Linked DNA regions of Homo sapiens: region 2 is linked to region 1. Evidence: chromatin loops called from intact Hi-C (ENCODE). Cell type or tissue: OCI-LY7. All regions are shown on one strand. Links, peaks and the distances in the headings refer to the core of each region. The heading gives the core; the rest is flanking DNA. Region 1 overlaps FOXN3 (forkhead box N3). Region 2 overlaps FOXN3 (forkhead box N3).

What was found. Peaks named below come from ENCODE experiments on the same cell type or tissue, not always from the same donor. Only the 100,000 strongest peaks of a DNase experiment are listed, where the experiment ranks them.
Region 2: it touches region 1 in a loop (6-fold over the local background); 7 of 110 quality-filtered maps call a loop at or near these places.

Annotation. Positions count from the first base shown.
Region 1 is chr14:89,382,591-89,385,508 of GRCh38, reverse strand. All of the region lies in intron 2 of FOXN3 (forkhead box N3), which reads left to right. Among named protein-coding and RNA genes, the nearest start is that of FOXN3, 33 kb to the left of the region's middle. RefSeq lists enhancers at 1,178-1,377, 1,388-1,557, 1,618-1,737. In OCI-LY7, for the core only: no CTCF peak of the experiment used is centred there; DNase peaks (open chromatin) are centred at 1,328 and 1,828; H3K4me3 peaks cover 2,500 bases; H3K27ac peaks cover 2,500 bases.
Region 2 is chr14:89,306,949-89,309,866 of GRCh38, reverse strand. The region is part of intron 3 of FOXN3 (forkhead box N3); the gene reads left to right. Among named protein-coding and RNA genes, the nearest start is that of FOXN3-AS3, 42 kb to the left of the region's middle. RefSeq lists enhancers at 1-474, 857-906, 475-975, 1,037-1,416. In OCI-LY7, for the core only: a CTCF peak has its summit at 1,444; DNase peaks (open chromatin) are centred at 1,076, 1,436 and 2,176; H3K4me3 peaks cover 2,500 bases; H3K27ac peaks cover 2,500 bases.

The sequences.
Region 1 (2,918 bases), core at 214-2,713:
TTTTTTTTTAAATGTTTGCCTCAGCTTTTGTTATTCAGAGAGAAATTGGTCTCATCTGCCTCAGGACACGGATGGCTTTACCTATAATTAATTAAGCCTTTTCCTCTCTGAAGTTGATGGGTTTGGACTTTTGAAAAAGATGGGCCATGTGGCATCTTAACTTAGGCTCAAGGTGATAGGGTTATAGATTTTAGACCTCCCGGACCCTCTCTATAGATATTGGCCAATATTCTTTATTAGCATGTTTATGTAGGTATTAGCCAGTATTCTTTATTGGCACATTTATAATTTATACCCCACTTCCTTTTCATAGGGCTTGCCATAAGACATATAGGTCACAATCAGGTCGCTAAGGTAAAAATTGAAAATAGACAAATGCAGTAGAGAGAGGGGAAAGCAAATATTCCAAATTCTTGACCTAATATATTTGTTGTGATTGAGTGCCTGACAGCCAAGGCAAAAATGGAAACTCGGCAGATTCCATAATTCTCCTTCCCTGGTAAGATGCCGACTTAGGGGAGAGACATAATCTCCAGGTGCAAGTTTATAAAAAGATTTCATTGTAAGGCTGTTTCTCCATGGGATATAAAACCATGTAATTTACAACACGTACAGCAACCTTAGCTCCAGTTCAGAGAGCCATCAAGGCTGTTGTTCCTGCCATTAGTCATGACCTTATCCTTCTCTGCCCCTAGCTAAGGCCTGTTCATCCTGTAGACTTTGACAGCCATCATCGCCTCCAAGAAGTCTGCCATGATTCTCCCTGCTCAGGCTGGGTCATGTCCCTCTTCTCAGTGGAACCATAAGACAGGGCTTATTTTTATCTCTGCATCTCTGTATTGCTTTATATATATATTTTTACAACTAGATGAGGTATTCCTAGGACTCATTCCTGGTATTGTGGTAGGTGTGGGGCTGATGTTTGTTGAAGAAAGGAAGTTTTTTTTAATCTAGATTACAAAAACAGTTTTCCAAGTGGATGAAACCATGTTATATGAATGAAAGTCATTAGTTGTTTTTTAGTGTCTGCCCATAGTAAGTAGCTTGTCTGTGACTCAGAATTGTATGTTCCTGGTACGTATTAGAAGAGCTGGTTGTCAGATGCAGACTCAGGAGACTTGGGTTCTGGTCCTGATTCTTCCACTAAGTAGAACTATCACTTCAGCATTTCACAGGCTTAGTTTCTATATCTGCAAAGTGAGCACAGTGAAGCAGGCTGGTGGGCGCAGAGGTGAGGAGTTGATCTCCTCTCCCACATGCCACGCCCAGGGCAGCCATCCATCGCTGGCCACAGCTGTCATCCTCAGCTGCTTCTGTGAGCACCATTCTCAGAAGCCACCACCAGTCCCTTGGGGCTGGCATCAGAGAAGAAGTCTGTTTAACATCTGTGGAAAAGGTTACCTTTGAGGTTCTTTCAGCTCTAATGATTGTAGCATATCCCCTGATGTTCTCTGTTATCACTGTAGTGGGCTGAAATGTCCCCCCCCACCAAATTCATGTCCACCTGGAGTCTTATTTAGTGACCTAATTATTTTAAAATAGCATTTTTTTTTTAGCTGGGCATGGTGGTGGGCACCTGTAATTCCAGCTACTCGGGAGGCCGAGGCACAAAAATTGCTTGAACCTGGGAGGCAGAGTTTGCAGTCAGCTGAGATCGCACCATTGCACTCCACCCTGGGCGACAGAGCAAGACTCTTCTCAAAAAAAAAAATGAATACATAAAAATAAAAATAGGGTTTTTGCAGATGTAATTGGTTAAGATGAGGTCAGAATGGATTTGAGTGGGCTCTGAAGTCATTGACTAGCGTCCCTTACGAGGAGAGGAGAGGAGAGGAAAGGAAACAGATACGTGGGGAAGATGACACAGGAAGAGACTGGACCAATGCAGGGGTGAGCCAGGGAGTGCCAAGATCGGCCGGGGGCCGCCAGAAGCCAGGAGGAGGCAAGGAAGGATGTTCCCCAGGTCCTGTCGGCTCCTTGATTTCACACTTCTGGTCTGTGAGAGAATTTCTGTTGATTTAAGCCACCAAGTTTGTGTTAATTTGTGATGGCAGCTCTGGGAAACTATTGAAAGTAATGGCAAAAACTGCAATTATTTTTGCACCAACCTAATTTGGTGCAATACACTCACCTCTGATTTTTGTCGTCATTTTGCCTGCTCTATCAGGCTAGTGTGTCCCTCTTCATGTCTGCCTGGAGAAGCCTCATGCATTGGAAGATGTCTTTTTTGCCGTGTCACATGTGGTAGAACCTGACATTTCTCTGCCTGTTCGTGAACATTTAGACATTGATAAAAGCTCATTTTCCCAATTAATAGATGAAAGCATATGAATTACTTTATATTTTTGAGGGACATATGTTTAGTTCAGACTCCCTGAGGTCTTATTCAAATTATCAAAAAACCTGGCTACCGCAGTGTAATTCACAGATGGTACTGACTCTAGCCAAAAAAGGAAAAAAAAAAAAAAAAAAAAAAAAACACCACCCAAAACTGTGCTCCAAACACAAAACTGCTTGAGTGTTCTGAGCAATAGAGTATCGAGGGAATGGTGTTGGGTGGATCCCTGCTGGGGAGCCTCCTGCTACTGCTTCTCCCGTCTTGGACCCAGGAGGGCACTTCCTCCAGCTGGGGAGTTTCTTCACCGTCCCTTTCACGTACATGTCATCATCAAGGAGACCTCCAAGCTTTTGTCTGTGTTTTCTGTGCCTCAAACACCATCCCCTCTTTGCCAAGCGGTTTCATATGTTATCTAAAGAGCTCAACACTCTGTAAAGTGGCAATGATTGTTCCATTTTATGGATGAGGAAACTGAGGGTCAGAGAGGCAATTAGGTAACCGATCACAGGTGACACAGCTAGGAAGGAGCAGAACAGAATCTGAACTCAGATCCTTCCTATTCCCAAACCCACGTGCTTCC
Region 2 (2,918 bases), core at 303-2,802, 76 kb after region 1:
TGTGACTGCAGACTGAGAGCCCCAGGCAGCCAACGCCATCGGTCACTCTTGGCAGAGCTTAATTGGGTTTTCATTACTAAGTGAGATTCTTTTTACTGAGTGAGGTGAGGCTCAAGCCTGCCATTTCAGCATTAAACCAGAAAATGGTTCCGTCGCACCCCTGTGGGAATCTGCTGTAGAGGCCGGGCCTTGGCTGGCTGTGGAAGGGTTAAAACGCACACCCAGAGGGCAGAGAGCAGACTCCAGAGACCCCCCTGGGCTAAAGTGCATCTCCCCCTCAGCCTCTGCCTTGGTTTTGCTGTTGCTCCAATGGTTAGTTATACCCAGTTAACGAAGTGTTCAGATTCCTTTTTCTTTGCTTAAAGCACAGACTTTTCTGTGAAATCTGCTTCCCCCATTTTCTTGTTTATAAATTTTTAATTCTAATACCAGAGGCCACCCGTGTCATGGAAACAGCGGTGACCTGGTTTCCAGGTGCCCCTCTGCGCCTGCCCAGTGAGTGACTGTGGGTGAGTCCTGGAACACACCTCCCCTAACCCCAATCTCGTGTTCCGATGGGTAAAGAGAAGTGGTGGCACGTGGCAACTCCTGGAGGCTTGGAAATGGGGTCCTAGAATATTAATCCAAAGTGGCTGCAGGGTGCGCCAAGTCCAGCCATCACACTTAACGGAGGAGAGGCCCTGGAGAGATTGAATGGCCTGTAAGCTGTGATGTTGAAGGGAGACCCTCAAACCTGGTGTATCGTAGTTTGGATTTCTGAATATAAAGAGCATTTAAACTACTACAAGGAAAAATAAAAAAACAAACAAAGAGACAGTTTTATAGTCATCAAGGAAATCCCATACACAGGCCCCAGACCACCGTGCGGCCAGGCCTCAAGGGAACTAGTGCCTGGAACAGGAGACCCCTCAGGCTGCAAGAGCTGTCCCCAGGGGCTTCAGATACCTGTTCCTCTGTCCTCCTCTGCCTGGGTTCCATTAGCCTCTGCAGGAACCAGGCTCCCCTGCTGTGCTTACCTGTCCTTCGCTGCCTCCTTCCATTTGTTCACAGTGTGTTACATCTGCTCAGGCCACAGCTGCTTTCTGGCCTCCTAGCAGCTTCTCCTTTCTCTACCTCCTCCTTAAAGAATCTACTCATTTAATTCTAGTCTTGGGGACTCTGAATGACTCAGCTTCTCTTTTTGAGCCAGGCCAACTAGGCCATAGGTTACTTGAACTCCTATGTTTTGTGTCCAGTTCTGGGGCCAGATTCTGCTTCTTCCCGTAGTATGTGGCCACGGATGTGGGTTCAGGCGTTATAAGGACAGTGTGGGCCAGGAGCTCCCAAAGACCCGCAACTTCACCAGGTATCTTCATTCACAGAATGACACCTTTCCCCAGGTACAGCCTGAAGACAGTGGGATTATTTTCAGAGTAGACTGGAGACCCATAGTGGCCACAGCAAGTGCGTGCATCTGCACAGAACGGTGCGGGACATCTCGAACAAATTCCAGAAGATTCGAGCTCATTTTAGGAGAGCTAATTCCATCCTGCAGGATTAGGGACAGAAATATACAATTTTTTCATTTGTCTTCTTTTTGTTTGTCTGTTTGTTCATTTGTTTTGAAACAGGGTCTCACTCTGGCACCCAGGGTGGAGTGCAGTGGTACAGTCTCTGCTCACTGAAGCCTCACCTCCCAGGTTCAAATGATTCTCGTGCCTCAGCCTCCCGAGTAGCTGGGATTATAGGCGGGTGCCACCACGCCTGGCTAAACTGTGTATTTTTGGTAGAGACAGGGTTTCACCATGTTGCCCAGGCTGGTCTTGAACTCCTGACCTCAGATGATCCGCCCACCTCGGCCTCCCAAAGTGCTGGGATTACAGGTGTGAGCCACTGCTCCCGGCCTAATTTTTCATTTTGATGTTATTTTCATGCTCTTCTTCCAAAAATGCAAATACTGACAAAACTTGAAGATCTTTGTTCTTTTCTTTATGTCGGTGCAGAGTGTACAAAAGTTACCTATATCGGGCACACATTGAAATTTGCATTAGCAGAGACTGCTATAGGATTTACTTATGAGTGATTCTGAAAGGTTAAGAATGGCACTTTTTCTAAGCTTTGGTTGAGGTTGGGATTGGGAAGGATGGTTCCTCTCACCATGGTTATGCAAAAACTATGGGTTGTAATAGGATGCAAACACGTGTCTCCCAAGAATAAGCAGAGGTGCAGGCTGCCAACGAGCTTTAAGAAATACTGTGGCTCGGTAAATGGAGAACCGAAGGGAGAGAGGGTAGCAAAAGCAAAGAGACCTTTGGTGTTTCCGACTTTCACGAGAGCCTGTCCAAATTTTCATCTGCATCAGCACTTTTCTAGCAAAGTTCACCGGCCATCCAGCATTATCTGGTGGGCGGCCTTATTTACACACATATATATAATTGATTCCATATTCCTCTCAGACCTACAAACAGTACCCATGTTTGTTTTTAATAACCAGAATTATTTCAGCTTAAAAAAAGGTGTAGATTTACATAGACAGTCTGATGAGTGCCTCAGATTGTTCCATTAGTAACACAGAGGAGAAACAATCTTAAGAAAAACATTTTGAATTTGTGTGTGGAGGTGGAGAGAGGATTGGGTTAGTGAAATCAGAAAGCTTCCAAGTAATGATTATTACATTTAATAATAATTAGATTAGCGTTCCACAGGGACTGTTTTCTGGAAATTTTGGTAGGACAGTCACTGAGTAACACACACACTCAGAGCAACCTAGGTTTCAGGCCATTGGGTGGGACATGGCCTATTTGCTTTGTTTTGGTCGCGTTTAAAGTTAATCCAAAATCAATTTCTTTTTCAAGATTAAAATGTCACTACTCTGTCTTCCACTTCAGGCTTCTGCAAACTTTTTCTATGAAGGGTCATGTAGTAACTGTTTAGCACAA